2 separate regions of the Homo sapiens genome follow, and region 2 is linked to region 1. Evidence: read pairs that join two places in POLR2A ChIA-PET (ENCODE). Cell type or tissue: PC-9. All regions are shown on one strand. Each heading gives the region's core, and the rest is flanking DNA. Links, peaks and the distances in the headings are about the cores only.

What was found. ChIA-PET counts read pairs that join two places held together with the same protein. Peaks named below come from ENCODE experiments on the same cell type or tissue, not always from the same donor. Only the 100,000 strongest peaks of a DNase experiment are listed, where the experiment ranks them.
Region 2: POLR2A ChIA-PET joins it to region 1 with 7 read pairs; 4 of 35 experiments call an interaction of 5 or more read pairs at or near these places.

What each region holds. Positions count from the first base shown.
Region 1 is chrX:115,589,873-115,597,847 of GRCh38, forward strand. All of the region lies in intron 1 of PLS3 (plastin 3), which reads left to right. Among named protein-coding and RNA genes, the nearest start is that of PLS3-AS1, 31 kb to the left of the region's middle. In PC-9, for the core only: no CTCF peak of the experiment used is centred there; DNase peaks (open chromatin) are centred at 2,249, 3,669 and 4,509; H3K4me3 peaks cover 1,952 bases; H3K27ac peaks cover 4,296 bases.
Region 2 is chrX:115,459,284-115,467,258 of GRCh38, forward strand. LOC124905206 (a long non-coding RNA gene) reads right to left here and starts at 6,367. Exons shown (of 2, transcript XR_007068305.1): 1 at 6,107-6,367. In PC-9, for the core only: no CTCF peak of the experiment used is centred there; a DNase peak (open chromatin) is centred at 1,458.

The sequences.
Region 1 (7,975 bases), core at 1,039-6,038:
TGTATTTTGAGATGGAGTCTCTGTGGCCCAGGCTGGAGTGCAGTGGTGCAATCTCTGCTCACTGCAACCTCCACTTCTGGGGTTCAAGCTGTTCTCCTGCCTCAGCCTCCCAAGTAGCTGGGACTACAAGGGCACAACACCAATCTGGCTTTTTTGAATTTTTGGTAGAGACGGGGTTTCACCACGTTGGCCAGGCTTGTCTGGAACTCCTGACCTCAGGTGATCCGCCCACCTCAGCCTCGCAAAGTGCTGGGATTACAGGCCTGAGCCACCGCGCCCAGCCCGGCCTGAACTCTTAACTGTATGGTTTCTGTTTGTAACATCTAGAGAGAGTGACAGTGAGAATTTGGTTTCCGTCGGCTTTCCTTAGCATTCATTTTGATGAATTTGGGATGCAATTTAAAAGCTGTTTTCATTCTGTGGCCTGCTGATGAAAATGTAGAATTTATTGCAGAACCCTTGCCACCGTCTTGCATTCCCAAACCAGTGTTCATTACCCATAGTAAAAACCGAGATCCTGTTCACACACATGCACATACACAGACACGCTCCCCACCGCCCCCGTCACGCACACACCCACACACACCTCGGATGGTGAGTGAGATAGAAGTTTAGTTTACATGCTAAAACTGGTTAAATTACTGATGTGGTAGAACTGTCTTTTAGCCCGGGCACAGTTGCTCACACCTGTAATCCCAGCACTTTGGGAGGCCAAGGTGGGTGGATCACCTGAGGTCAGGAGTTCTAGACCAGCCTGGCCAACATGGTGAAAACCCGTCTCTACTAAAAATACAAAAATTAGCCGGGCATGGTGGCAGGTGCCTGTAATCCCAGCTACTCGGGAGGCTGAGGCCAGAGAATAGCTGGAACCCGGGAGGCGGAGGTTGCAGTGAGCTGAGATCGAACCACTGCACTCCAACCTGGGCGACAGAGCGAGACTCCGTCTCAAAAATAATAATAATAAATAAAAGAAACAAAAAACTGGCCGGGCGCGGTGGCTCGCGCCTTGTAATCCCAGCACTTTGGGAGGCTGAGGCGGGCAGATCCCAAGGTCAGGAGATCGAGACCATCCTGGTTAACACGGTGAAATCCCGTCTCTACTAAAAATACAAAAAAATTAGCCGGGCGTGGTGGCGGGTGCTTGTAGTCCCAGCTACTCAGGAGGCTGAGGCAGGAGAATGGCATGAACCCGGGAGGTGGAGCTTGCAGTGAGCCACGATCCCGCCACTACACTCCAGCCTGGGTGACAGAGCGAGACTCCGTCTCAAAAAAAAAACAAACCAAAACTGTCTTTATGTCCTACCTAGCATTTACTAAGTAGAAGATGTGCCCTTTTGAAGGGCATGTCTATTCCTAGAACTTTAACTACAATGCTTTGCAGTAGAAATATATGCTATTGTATTAAGGTGAAGTGACTTTAGAATTAGTAACTCGGTGTTGACAGATCATGCTGATCGAAGATTAGCCTTGGAGTTTGGAAAGCTGGAGAGCATGTATATTCCAGATGACCAGGAAAGGAAAAGTCAGAAAAACAGTTTTTAAGTAGTACTGTTATAACGACCTGTAAAACTTGAAACGAGAGAAAGCTGTCTTCTAAAATGAAGAATTACATATTTAAAACATTAATTTCCTCAATGATACTGCTACATATCTGAAAAGGGTGGTTACGTAGCATTTGGGACAGACCCGTCTCAGTGGTTTGAGGCAACAGGTGTGGCTGAAGAAAAGGTAAGGCTGGGGAAAAACCAACATTTCTGGTCTAAACTGATACTGTCTTCTTACCTGAGGCAGTTTCCTATGCCCTGGTTTTCTCTGTCTGAAAAATGCATGATAACACATACTCTTCAAATTAGCTCAAAATGCTTGGTAGTTACCTACTATTCCCTGACAGGCCACAGGCAGATAGTTCTATGCTTGTTTTAGAAATGGAGAATTTGGTACTCAGAAAAGTTGAAGAAGCTTCATTTCATTCACATAGTGAGTCAGCAACAAAGACAGACGGAAAAACATGTCCTATGACTCCTGCCATTGTATTCCTTCTCTTCTGCATTGTGTTGCCTTTTGATATTTCACGAAGGTTTTGTGATTGGTGAAATAAATTAAAGCACTTCCATGAAGGAGACAAAATGTAACCCAGTGTCTGCTGATGGTGGTTAGTGACGAGGACAGGAGAACACTGCCTCATAATGGGGACTATCCGGTGAGGGCTCCTTTTCACAGGTGCCCACACTGTGAGTCACCTCCTTATGCTGAGAGTTCGGTATGCTATCATAAAATACTTTGTTGTGTATTATTTATGAAGGACTAGAGTATCTATTGTCTCACTTTCTTTCATTCTCATGAGGTAGATTACAGCAGCAGATGGCATTATGCATGCTTTATCCCAGACACAAGAAAATAATATCTGCCACTTACTGAGTACCTTGCTGGACCCAGACACTCTTACATATTTATATCTTCCCATTGGGTCATCCCGTGGACCTTGTGAAATATGTGGAATAGCTCCATTGTTATAGATATGAACCCAGGGCTCAGAGAAGCTAAGTAATTTGTTCAGGGTCACACAGACTTACAGGTCTGTCAGACTCCTAAGACCCTGATGCTTTCATTGTGCTGCATTTCCTTCAAATTATGAACTTGCCCTATGTCAGCACAGAAACGGCCTCTTCAGCCTAGCCCAGTGCTCCAACTGATTGTTCTCTCTCATAAAAGGCACTCACAACTAACCACTTGCTTGATTTAGGAATTCACTGATTAGATTGCTAGACCAGTTAAAGGCAAATTTCAATAATGAGAGCAGTTATCACGTATCTAGTACTTACCATGCGCCAGACTATGATCTAAATTTATGACACATATTAAATCATTTAAGCCTTACAACCATGTATAAAATAGTGAACTGCGATATGATGGAGTTGCTCTTATCTTCATCCCGGGATGAGAAAATAGAGGCAGAAGAGTTTTAAGCAATTTGCACAGTTAATAAAGTGTGGAGCCAGAATTTGAACCCAATCTGGCTCCAGACCTCTTTACTACAGCTCTCAGTTAGAAAATTATTTCTAACTGAGATATTTCGGTTCAGCAAGTGTTGGCTTAGTTCCTGTGTGCTATGCCAGCAGAAAATATAGTTCCTACACAGAAGAGCTTACATTTTTGACATAAATCAAAATGTATATACTTGAAATAAATGCTACAACACCTTAGCATATGGGGTGTAAATGTTGTGTATGGATCAGCATGAATAATAGAGACTGTTAGTGAGTGGCTTGAGAGTTAATTTGCCTTCGCAAGTAATGTTCTTGACTATGGACGAGTGACTTGGGCACTGGGGAGAAGCTGTTCCATGTGTTCTAAAATAAGCAGGTTACTTGGCTACTGTTCAAACTCTAAATAGGTATATGGGTTGTAGCTATTTGACCTGAACTAACTTTAAATTCCCCTGAGTCCTTATATGATTTTGGGGAAAAAAAAAAAAGGAAGAAGAAAAAAGAAAACTTTTCTCTGTAAATGCTGCATTTAAATTAGAATTTATTAAATTCTCTGCAAAATACCGCCAGGCTGACAGGAAGGGGATTCGTAAGTATTGTATCATTCTTTTGTCAGGGTGTTCTCTTTTTCTAGCAGGAAGTGTTGTGACTTGCTCTCTAAAGTTGCAATTGTAAGAAGAATGTTGGGTTTCCAGATTGCTCTTCTGGGCGTGGGAGAAGGTTCTGTCTATCAGTGCTGCGAGAAAGGAAAGAAACAAGTTTGCTCTCAGCGGGTAACTATTTTAATATTATTTTGACAGGCTCTAACTTTGAGATTACTAAATCTAAATTTAAATACTAAATGATTAAGCAGGAATTTACGTCAAAAAGCTTGAAATTCCTGTTATTTATTTGGGTAAACATTTGGAGTCACTTTAAAAATATTATTTATTCAAGTAGAATAAAATTTTTGTTAAGAGAAAATTTTGAAGTTTAGATTCTAACCTGTTCTGTGTGTATTCTGTATTTTTCTTTATTTAGAGAATGTTTAGGGAGTTTATACTTTTTAAAAATGGGTTTTGAAATCCTAATTATACAGCCGTATTTATCAAGTTAAGTATCTAAAACACTAAATAATAGAAATTATTGTCTATATTTGTGGTGGGGGTGGGATTTCAAATGCTTTTGATCCCAGTTACATGGTTTTTCAAAATTCTGTAAAATGGAGGTTGAGGTGGCTGTCATGACAGAACATGTCACGATTAGATTGATATTATACTCTTCCTACGTGAGTTAAATCAAACAGTTGTCTTAGTGTTTATAATTTACAAAATAATAAACATCACTGGTGATTAAATTTTGATGGCGTTATTGGTACTTGGCAGCAATAGTGATTTCTGGTGCTCACATACATTAGGATTTTCCATCACATGGTTGTCATATAAGTTTAATTTCCCCATATTTCTGGCAAAGGGAAGTATAGCTAGTTATACAGTCAATCCTCACTCTGAGTTGAGTCACCTCTCGGACTGGTTGTACTTAATATGCGCATATGAAGTAAAAAGTGAAGCATGAAACAAAACAAACCAGTTTTTTCAATTAACAAGTGCTGTATTTGCTAACATATAAGCAAGGTATATAACACTGCAAGAGGCATTTTCAGTGACTTGCCGATAGCTTTCTGCTTCGTGTATATAGTGATTTGAGTTGTAGGTCACAATATTTTATGGCATTTTTATTTTGAATTGAAGTGAAGCATGGTAACTAGTCTGATCTTGCCTAGCCTCTCTCTCTCTCTCTCCCTCCCTCTCTCTCTCTCTCTCTCTCTCTCACACACACACACACACACACACCCCACACACACATATCCCTGAAAGTTGCCCTTGGCTTCACTCAAACATATGTTAATTTTCATAAGAAAGGAAACTGGTGGAAATACTTCTTAGGTATGAAAATTAATTAATTTCATTAGCAGCAGATTTATTTTCCCATAAATTATTCAGATTTTGGGGGTAGATGTAAAAGTTTACTTAGGCATGGAAGACATTAGACCTTTTAAAAGCAAAGTGGGCTATTTCAATCTAAGAAGTTAGTTAATGTACCTTAGCTTTCTGAAGCTAGGGGAAGGAGAGGTGTCTTTTTGTTGTGTCTTTGGGTTTGAAATAGTATTCTTCATCCTAGGAAAAAGGGCTTTTAGACTATAATTGAGACTTGCATTAAATAGCTGCAAAATTCTTGCCTGAGAAACGTTTAAATGATGTCTTTAATCTGACCAAATTGAATTGAATATTTCTATTATTGGAAAAAGCTACGTATTAATTTATTTTTAAATAGCCATTGCTTTCAGATCTTATCTTTGTTTATTAAGTATAAAAAGAGGAAAGGAAACTTTTACCTAAAATGGAGGTATTTGATATTCCTCCAGGAAATGACACAGGATTGGGCACCCTTTGGGGTTTAAGTGACTCATAGATATTGGTACTGAAAACAAAACAAAACAAAAGATCAGTTAGAATCTAGCTAATGATCAATTATAGCACAGAATAGAAGTATTTCCAGAAAAATGAACTCATTTCTTAATAGCTATGTAGGGGTGAAATCACAGGATTTCTGAGATTTGCTTTAAAATAATTCATGGAAGAGAGACAGGGAAGGAGGGAGGGAGAAGAAAGGACAGGAAGAGAGAATAGATGAACCAAGCAAATGTGGGGAAATCTGGATAAATGTAGAATCTGTGATGGGTTTATGGGTGTTTTTTGTGCTATTTTCTCTTGTATATATTGAAAATATTGACAATAAAAAATGTTAGTAGACCTTTAGTTTGGGGCAATTTATATTTATTTTCTTTCTTTTTTTTTTTTTTTTTTTTGAGATGGAGTCTCACTCTGTTGCCCAGGCTGGAGTGCAGTGGCACGATCTTGGCTCATGCAACCTCCACCTCCCGGGTTCAAGCAGCTCTCCTGCCTCAGCCTCCCGAGTAGCTGGGATTACAGGCACCCACCACCACGCCCGGCTAATTTTTGTGTTTTTAGTAGAGATGGGGTTTCACCATACTGGCCAGGCTGGTCTTGAACTCCTTATATTTACTTCTAAATGTCAACTTTTATCTATAAATTGCAGGCCTGTCAAAACATGATGTATGCATGATGTGTATGACTGTAAAGGTGAAATGTGCTGCTTGAATGCCAAAATGGTTGAAAGTAAAAACTGCTTCTGAAAAGGTTTATTTCTGTTTGATTTTCAGCTAAATTCAAAGGACAGGTCACAAACATCTTGAAGAGTTTTTTAGTATCTTGAAGTATTAAACAAGGGTAGTTAAAGCATGATAACAGGCCAATTGTATGTGAAGAATGTGAAGACGTTATTGAACTTGACTATTTTGTTCACAGCTTTCTCCAATAGAGTATGTGTTTTTAAAACCACGTGAGAGGACTATATAGCCTGCATGATGTATAGGTCTGCGCACTTTCCCTACTCACCTCCATCGAAGTTTATTTATTGAACAAACATTCGGTAGGTGCTTGTGGTGAGCCAAGATACAAAGTCAAATAAGATACCAACCGTGCTTTTAAGGAGCTCACAGGCTCGTGGAGGAGATAGAGAAAGAAATAGATGTCATCACGCTGAAAGCTGAAAAGGGCTATAGGAATATGGGGAAGGGGAGGAACGGGTTAGCAACTATGACCCTATGACGCATCTCCTTTAAAATAATACAAGGCTGGGCACAGTGGCTCATGCCTGTAATCCCAACATTTTGGGAGGCCTAGGTGGGCAGATCACTTGAGGTCAGTAGTTCGAGACAAGTCTGGCCCACATGGTGAAACCCCGTCTCTCCTAAAAGAATAAAAACTAGCCAGATGTGGTGGCGCATGCTTGTAATGCTAGCAACTGTGAAAGCTGAGGCGGGAGAATCGCTTGAACCCAGGAGTCGGAGGTTGCAGTGAGCTGAGATAGAGCCACTGCACTCAAGCCTGGGTGACAGAGCAAGACTCTGTCTCAAGAAAATAATAATAATATAAAATAAGGCTGGGTGCGGTGGCTCACTCCTGTAATCCCAGCACTTTGGGAGGCCGAGGCGGGTGGGTCACCTGAGATCAGGAGTTCGAGACCAGCCTGATCAACCTGGTGAAACCCCATCTCTAGTAAAAATACAAAAACTAGCCAGGCATGGTGGTGGGCGCCTGTAATCCCAGCTACCCAGGAGGCTGCGGCAGGAGAATCACTTGAACCCAGGAGGTGGAGGTTGCAGTGAGCCAAGATCATGCCATTGCACTCCAGCCTGGGCGACAGAGTGAGACTCTGCCTCAAAACTAATAATAATAATATAATGTAATATAATACAGACAGAAAATTGGAGATGGTTTAATTGGTTGTGGGTATTACAGTGGTAGAAGAGGGCTAAAATGGCTTAGTCTAACCCCATGCATAACTTTGCAAATAACTCTTCTGCTCTCATCTCTCTTCCCCGCCCTTCTTAATAAACCTTTATATCTTTCTTATGCATCCACAGGGGTTATTGGAGCAGTGTACGTGCAGAACAGAGCAATCTCTTCTTCACATTAAAGAGTAGACTGATGTTTAAGTCTCCCTTAAAGGTTTTAGATATATCCAAGGCCGAATTATAGTTATTAGGTAGGCAGCTACTTGGAGTTGGATAAAGGGTAGAGTTAGCCTTCAGTCACAGATAGAGCCTTCTAAAGTTCATTTCTCAATTGATTTGGAATTTGAAACATATTTTGTCATGGAAATAGTAGTAGGGTTTTTCAGGTTACTTTACAAGTATTCCTGAAATTTTATATTATGTTATCTGGCATGATATGGTTTTGTTCTATGATATCTTATTTTATTTTCATTGTATTCTATGTGAATTGTAGAAGCACAGTTGCTAAATATATCCAGATTTATGTTCCATCAGCCAGTTACTTTATTCTCTAGTTCCTGATACTATACAATCTAATCAGTGTATATAATAATGCCTCATGAGAAAATACTGTCAATTTTATTTGAGG
Region 2 (7,975 bases), core at 1,427-6,426, 130 kb before region 1:
GAGAAAACTCCACAGATGAGCAGTTAGCTGGTTCTGCTGAATAAGGTGATAAGCTAATATTTTAAGGTTTTAACTATTTTTTTCTTCATATATTCTGCCCTTTTCTTTCCTTCCATCTGAGTAGGTAGCTGGCTCTGTTCTCACTGTCTTGGGGAAAAGAGATAAAAGGTGACACAGCAAAAACCGTAAGTGTCTTGCAAGTTCAGGGATTCAAGAGGTCTAATCCCACAAAGGAAGAAATTCCACAAGCACTGAGGACGTTTAAAATATAGAAAGGGAGAAGGCTTTTCCTCAAACTAGAAATGGATTATTCCAAGCTGGGCGAGAGGAGTGCAGAGAATCAAGTAACTTTCATTTATCGGCTGTTCTAGCAGGGAAGCATCAAGATCCTAGAAAGCAACGGCTGTTAGGTGCTTCTTGACAGGCAAGTCTGTATGAAGAGTTGGCAAAGATTCCTCAGCCCCAAGAGCACTAGGAAAGCAGCCAAGGACCTCTGACTTGAAGGGACCCAAGGACCAGGAGACTGGACATCTCAGCAGTTATCTATTTACACCTCTGATTAACAACTATATGCCTGTCTCTTCATTACTGTGATTCACCCCATATCCCCCAGCACCTTGGTATCACACAAGAACTCAAATGCATGACATTGCTATGTTAAGGAGCCCACCATTGGGGCTCAAACTCTGAAATATAGATGTTAGAGAAATAGTTATATTTTTGCATAACAATGATTGAAGCCTCAGAATCATACATGCTGCAACAATGTTAAGGATGAGCTCGATGAGCTCTTCTAACCCCAGTTTTTATCATGCAATGATTCACTATGATGTTTTCTGCTCTGGCCAAGAAAAAAAAAGCCATTCTGATAACAGGAAATTTATCTCACACTTATAAAAAGCACACACTTGAATAGCTTTATCTTAAGATTTTGGCATTAGCTTCTACCCTAATTCATATCCACATTTAGGGTTACACAGAACTACACCCCAACAAAAGTCAATTTCCAGATGTTTAACTTATCAGCCAGCTCTACCACAGTTTAAAATTATGATGCCAGGAAGTCTGATTATTTCAAATTTGAAAAGAATATTACCAAGCCACACCTTTCAAAAAATTTTATTAGCATCTGACTCTTTGCTGAACAAGGAAGATGGGAAATGTAGTTGCATTCACAAAGAATGTGTGGAGACTGCCAAGAAAGCAAATCATTTTTGGAAGCCACCCTTATTTGGAAATATTCTAGTTATAGAACTATGGTTTTTTTAAACAAAAGCATTCACCATATCCCCTTTTGAAAACACATCTTTCCGAAATATAGGAAAAGAATCAAATACTATGCTATTCACTTTCTTCTACGATTTACTTGAAAACAACTAAGGTAAAAAGAAAAAAAAAAAGGACAATGCTTGCCAAGAACTGCAAGTAGCTTCCTGTAGGCATTGTGATGTAGTGGAAAAAGCAAAGTCTCTGCAGTCAGACAGACCTGTTTTTGAAGCCTGACTGCACTCAACTAGTTGGGTGACCTTGGGCAAGTAACTTTATCTTCTCTATGATTCATCTGTAAAAATAATTAAATTATATTAAATGAGAAAACATATGTGAAAGTGCTTATTGAAAGATATTCTCTCTGTAAGCCTTAAGGAAAAGCATAATAGTTATACATGGTTACTCTGATATATGGTAAAAAAACAAGTGCATGTCTTAGTAAATGCCCAAAACTATTTAGACAAGTTCTAAAAGGAATTAAGCAGCAAAATGACGTAAAGTGTTACTTGGCCATATGCAAAATTAGAAACTGGAGTGAGATACATTGAAATAACTCCTACTTATTGTACTTCAAATGGCTCCTATAAAGATCCTTTTTAAAGTCACTAGCTGCCTTATGAAATTTGCTATAAGCAAGACTTCTAGAAATTCTAATGTTCTAGAATTCTAATGCCAGATCTTGCTATTTCTAAGGGAATTATGAGAAGAAGATCAATGAAAAATGAATATCAGCAGTGTCTCCTCTTTTAGCCGGAGTAAAATATTAGCTCAAGTCCAAAGGCAGCAGATGAGGTGACTTTCAGTAAAGTGAAGACTCTAGGGTTGATGGCAAGATTATAAAGTAGCTACCCCATCTCAAGTCATTCTCTCAGTTGTCCAATAATTTCATGATGGGCTGGGCACACCTATAAGCCCAGCACTTTGGGAGGCCGAGACAGGAGGATCACTTGAGGCCAGGAGTTCCAGACCAGCCTGGATAACATAGTGAGACCCCATCTCTACAAAAGAAAAATTAGCTGGGTGTGGTGGTATACCTCACACTCCAGAGGCACCTCAGCCTCCAGAGTAGCTGGTAGTTCCAGCTTGAGTCCAGGAGCTCAAGGTTACAGTAAGTCCAGATGGCACCATTGCACTCCAGCCTGGGTGACAGAGTGAGACCCTGTCTCAAAAATAATAGTAATAATTTCATTATGTCCTTTGGCTGTGTTGAAATTATTCGGTTAAGAAACCTCTACTCTAAGTATTATAATCAAGAAGTCAGTAAACTATGGTGCATGAGCCAAACTCAGCCTGCTGTGCTTTTGTAAATAAAGTTTTATTTGAATACAGTCATGCCCATTCAGCTATGTAGTGTTATGCATGCTTTTGCACCACAACAGCAGAGTTGAGAAGCTGTGACAGACTGTGTAATCCACAAAGACTAAAATATTTAATGTTTGGACCTTTAAAAAAAAAAATGTGCCAACGCCTGCTCTAACCCCTAAAAATCCACTTGCTACCTAAAATCAAAGACAATATATTTAACCTATCTATGAAATATTTTCATTTTAAAACATAACCATGTTAACACTATCTGTAGGTTGCCTCCTTCAGCAGAGTGAGAGTCCTCTTTGTGCACCTTGCCCATGCTTATTCCTTTTCCAGAATAATAGAAGTCAGCAGTGTGGCACCCTGCATTAGAAAATTTGCCAAATTTTGATTTGGAGTCACTGTAAACTTTGCATTAAAAAAAAAAAAAGCATGTGGAAGCTAATCTGCAGTTAGCTGCCTTTATTTCATTATCTTAGTTAAACAAACCCAAGTATAGCCAAAGTCAGCTTTGGAGGAGGTCTACCAATCTCTTAGGAGATTTGCTCTGAAGTAATATGCCTGAAACATATTAACTGTCCAACATTCTTTCTAAAGATTTGAAAACTTTGAGAATCATAGCAATGATATCTCTTGGAATACTGAGCAATGAGCCACAGCACTGTTGCGTTTCAGAAACCTTCCTCCCAAATCAAAATTGACAATCAGTCTGATTCAGCCCATAACTCATCCTCCCAAATAATGTGGTTTGAAAGATAAGGAGTCTGAATGAAGTAAAATAATGGCTGAAATAACTTGAAAAACAGATAGAAGACTGGAATCAGGGCAAAATCTCCATTCTAAGTATGCAAAGCCTTCAGGATGGATCCAAGCTACCATAAGTAATTCAAAAGCTATAACTTACTTGTGTCCAAGGGTCTTTGATATAAGAAGCTGGAGTGGAGAAAGTCAAAAAGAAGATTAGTCTGCCTTCCTTTGTTCTTCGTGGACATGTTCCAAGGTAAAGTTCAAACTAATGTTAGTCTTGGTTATTTAGTTTTATTATGCATACAACAAAAATAAAGCAATCTCCATATTTTTCCCAATAAGTTGCAGGTTTTAAAATATATTTTAAAATAAAACTGATGGGGGTGGGGGGAGCTTCTTTTTGAAAACTGAATCTAAATAAAGGCCAGTAAAGTTTATAGTCTGGGTACTGAGGAAGGTGATTTTTTTTTTTTTTTTTGAGACTGAGTTTTGCTCTTGTTGCCCAGCAATGGCGCAATCTCGGCTCACTGCAACCTCCACCTCCCAGGTTCAAGTGAGTCTCCTGCCTCAGCCTCCCAAGTAGCTAGTATTACAGGAATGCACCACCACGCCTGGCTAATTTTTGTATTTTTAGTAGAGACGGGGTTTCTCCATGTTGGTCAGGCTGGTCTCGAACTCCCGACCTCAGATGATCCGCCCGCCTCAGCCTCCCAAAGTGCTGGGATCACAGGCGTGAGCCACCGCGCCTGGCAGAAGGTGAAATTTTAAATGGCAAATTAGTATATCTTTAGCAACAAAACAACATATAATGACATAGTTTCCTACAGTTCACAGATAGTTTTTACTGGATTCTAAATCTGGTTCTGCCATTTGGTTGCTAAAGAACTTTACTTCTCAGTTTTTGCCTGGGAGAGAAAAAAAAAAAAAAACAGAATGAAAGCTATTCCTAGAATAATGTGGTGACTTGAGGACTGTAAGTTCTAAGTTGTTTAGAGGTATATACTGATCCTTTTGGAGGAAAAGGAAAGGAGACTTTTACTGGAGTTCCTGGAGCTATTTGCAAATATGCTTTGAAACAGGAGTGCCAGAGCAAGGCACTAAAGCAAGTCTCATGACAACAGGAGCCCCACTATCGGGCCAATAATTATTTCAGAGAACCCAAGTAATGAAATACTACCAGGTTAACAGAAATGTAGTGACATATCTATTCCACCCACAGGCTTAGGGACAGGGAGAAATGGCTGAATAGTTACAGAATGTGCATGTGTCTGTAAAGCTGAGTAGATTACTTTCAGCCAGACACCGATGAGGGGCCTTGGACCATGTCCACCGGAAAGGGGAAAATGAAAACTGAAACACTAAAGGCAGAGAACTGGAGTACTACTGAGCTCCCCCAGGGTCTGCAATTATGGTAAATTTCTTTTTGCCCAAAGTAAAAAGAAAGAGGTCTTTTTAGGGGGCTCTGTCAAATAGTCATCAGGAATTGGCCAATTTTAACCTATACACAGTGGCAAGGGCAAGCAGAGGACTTTTAAATTGTAAACCAGACCACATTACTCTCTTGTCTAATCACTTTTCTAATTAAGTCTAAAATCCTAATCGTGAGCCAGTATGGCCCTACATGTTTTTTATTCAATCCACCTCCACCTCTCTGACCTCATGTTCCACTGCTTTGTATACCCTGTTCTAGCCTTACTCTTCTCCTTGCCGTTTCTAGAATATGGTAAACTCATTCATACCTCAGAACCTTCAGATACGCTGCCGCCTTGTCCTGGAAAGATCTTCCCCGGAAACTGTATATGGTTTATTCCCTCACTACATTAATGTATCTACTCAAACATCACCACCTAAGAGTGGCTGTACCTGACTACCTTGTATAAAATAACCCCTCCCATTCACTCTCTATCTCTTTATCCTGCTTTAATTTTCCAATGAGTAATGATCAGCATGTGATGATACAGTATATATGTATTGATTAATTTATTATGTAACCCGGCCGGGCACGGTGGCTCACGCCTGTAATCCCAGCACTTTGGGAGGCCGAGGTGGGCGGATCATGAGGTCAAGAGATCGAGACCATCCTGGCTAACATGGTGAAACCCCATCTCTACTAAAAATATAAAAAAATTAGCCGGGCGTGGTGGCGGGCGCCGGTAGTCCCAGCTACTCGGGAGGCTGAGGCAGGAGAATGGCGTGAACCCAGGAGGCTGAGCTTGCAGCGAACCGAGATCGCGCCACTGCACTCCAGCCTGGGCGACAGAGCGAGACTCTGTCTCAAAAACAAACAAACAAAAAATTTATTATGTATCCCTCACAAGATTGCAAGCTCCATGAGGGCAGGGACTTGGTTTTGTTCACTTCTTATCCCTGAGGTTTAGAATAGGGTCTGACATGTAGTGAGTACTCAACCAATAATTGTTGAATAAATAAATGATTTGAAATAGATGCTGGAGTGAAATCAGCTTTTGTAGAAATTTCGCTCCCAGACTGTACTAGACATAAAATATCTCAAACAGTTAAACATATAAAAATCAATTTTTAAAATGATTTCTGGAAAAGTTACTTGCCTGAATGACCTTGGCCATTCCACATTTTAACTCACATTTCAACTTCATCCTACATGATGCCATTTAAACATGGTCCCTCTTTAGTAGCAAGACATAGGGTTGGTATAATGCTTATTGTTGGTCTAAGAATATCCAAACCCTCTTATTTTGGCAAGGCCGGAGAGAGATGAAATATCTTTTGTTCAGAACAACCTTAGAAATAAAGACATACTCACTTTTTTGGGAAATTACTTTGGGATGTTGAGACAGAAGATTACTTGAGCCCAGGAGTTCGAGACAAGGCTGGACAATATAGAGAGACACTGTAGCTGGGACCACAGGCACACACCACCACGCCTGGCTAAATGGTGGTGTGTGCCTGTGGTCCCAGCTACTCAAGAGGCTGAGATGGGAGGATTGCTTGAGACTGGGAAGTCAAGGCTGCAATGAGCTGTGATCATGCTGCTGCATTCCAACTTGGGTGACAGAGTGAGACCCTGTCAAAAAAACAAACAAACAAAAAAACCCTAATCACCACTTTGGAAAATTAGACCCACAGAGATTGTTGGTTTATTTAAACAGACTTGAGCATCAGCATTTTAGCCTCACATAGTACTATATAATTGTACACCCTTGCACCTGAAGAGGCTTTTGCCACTCAGTGAGTTAAGACACCTTTATATTGTTTATAGAGTAGGTGTGACAGACGGAACTCATTTTTGCACTTGCTCTGAAGCACCTTGTAGAGAAAGTTAGCAGGTTCTGGAAGCTATCTGGGGCCACAGAGCAAAGATTTTATCTATACCAATGAAACTCAACAGCTCAGCCAAGTATTGACAGTGACACCATTATTAAGCTCCACTGTGTACCCAAGTGAACAAATGTTTCCTGCATTATGTTATGTTAATCCCCCAGCATCTCATATTCCACTCTGCTCAAACTGGGCTATGCCCTTTTACTGATGATATCCTGTATTTTTCTACCTTAATACTTTTGCTGCTGCTGTTCCCTAATTTGTGCTATAGTTTTTTTTCCCGTGTATCTAACACATCTCTTTTATTTAACTGTGAGCCTATTCATTCATTCATTTAAGTATAATCTTATAACAAAGGGGAAAAGAAAAAAATAAGTAAGCTAAACTAAAGATCTAATCAGGAGACCTCATTGTTAAAACATATAGCAGAAATATGGTATTAGGGATGCTTGATGCCAGATGAAGCTGCTGAGAGTCATGGACTCATGTTCATGGTCCACAAGGGTCTATCTCGAGTATTAGAAATCAAGGTGACTTAGTTTTATTGCAACCTGGGCTAGCCAAAAACATAGTTCAACAAATAGTTTTGGCCAGGCACAGTGGCTCACGACTCTAACGAACTTTGGGAGACCAAGGCAGGAGGATCCCTTGAGGCCAGGAGTTTGAGACAAGTCCAAGCAAGATGGTAAGACCCTGTCATTAAAAAAAAGAAAATTTGTAATTAGCTGGACATGGGGGCATGTACCTGTAGTCCCAGCGACTCAAGAGGCTGAGGTGGGAGGATGGCTTGAGCCCTGAAGATCTAGGCTGCAGTGAGCCGTGGATGCACCACTGCACTCCAGCCTGGGCAACAGAGTGAGACCCTGTCTCAAAACAAAAACAAAAACAAAAACAAAAAAACAGGTTTTTTTTTTAAATAGTTTTAAAACTTATACACAAAGTCAAATAAGGCATGTTCCCTGCCTGAAGGGGTGAAAAAACATGGACCAACAAATATAATAATTGGAATACATGATAAAATATGCACATGGTTAGGAACATATCATCTTATTCCTCTTTACCTCCCCCTGACTGCCTAACAATGTCTTATACACAATAATTTATTTTTTCTAGTTTTTCCATTTTGCATTTTTAAAAAATGAGACAGTGTTTCACTCTGTCACCCAGACTGGAGTGCAGTGGCACAATCACAGTTCTTGCAGCCTCAACCTCCCAAGCTCAAGCGATCTTCCCACCTCAGCCTCTCAAGTACCTGAGACTACAGGTACACACCACTATGCCTGGCTAATTTTTTAATTTTTTTGTAGAGACAGAGTTTTCCTATACTGTCCAGGCTGGTCTTGAACTCCTG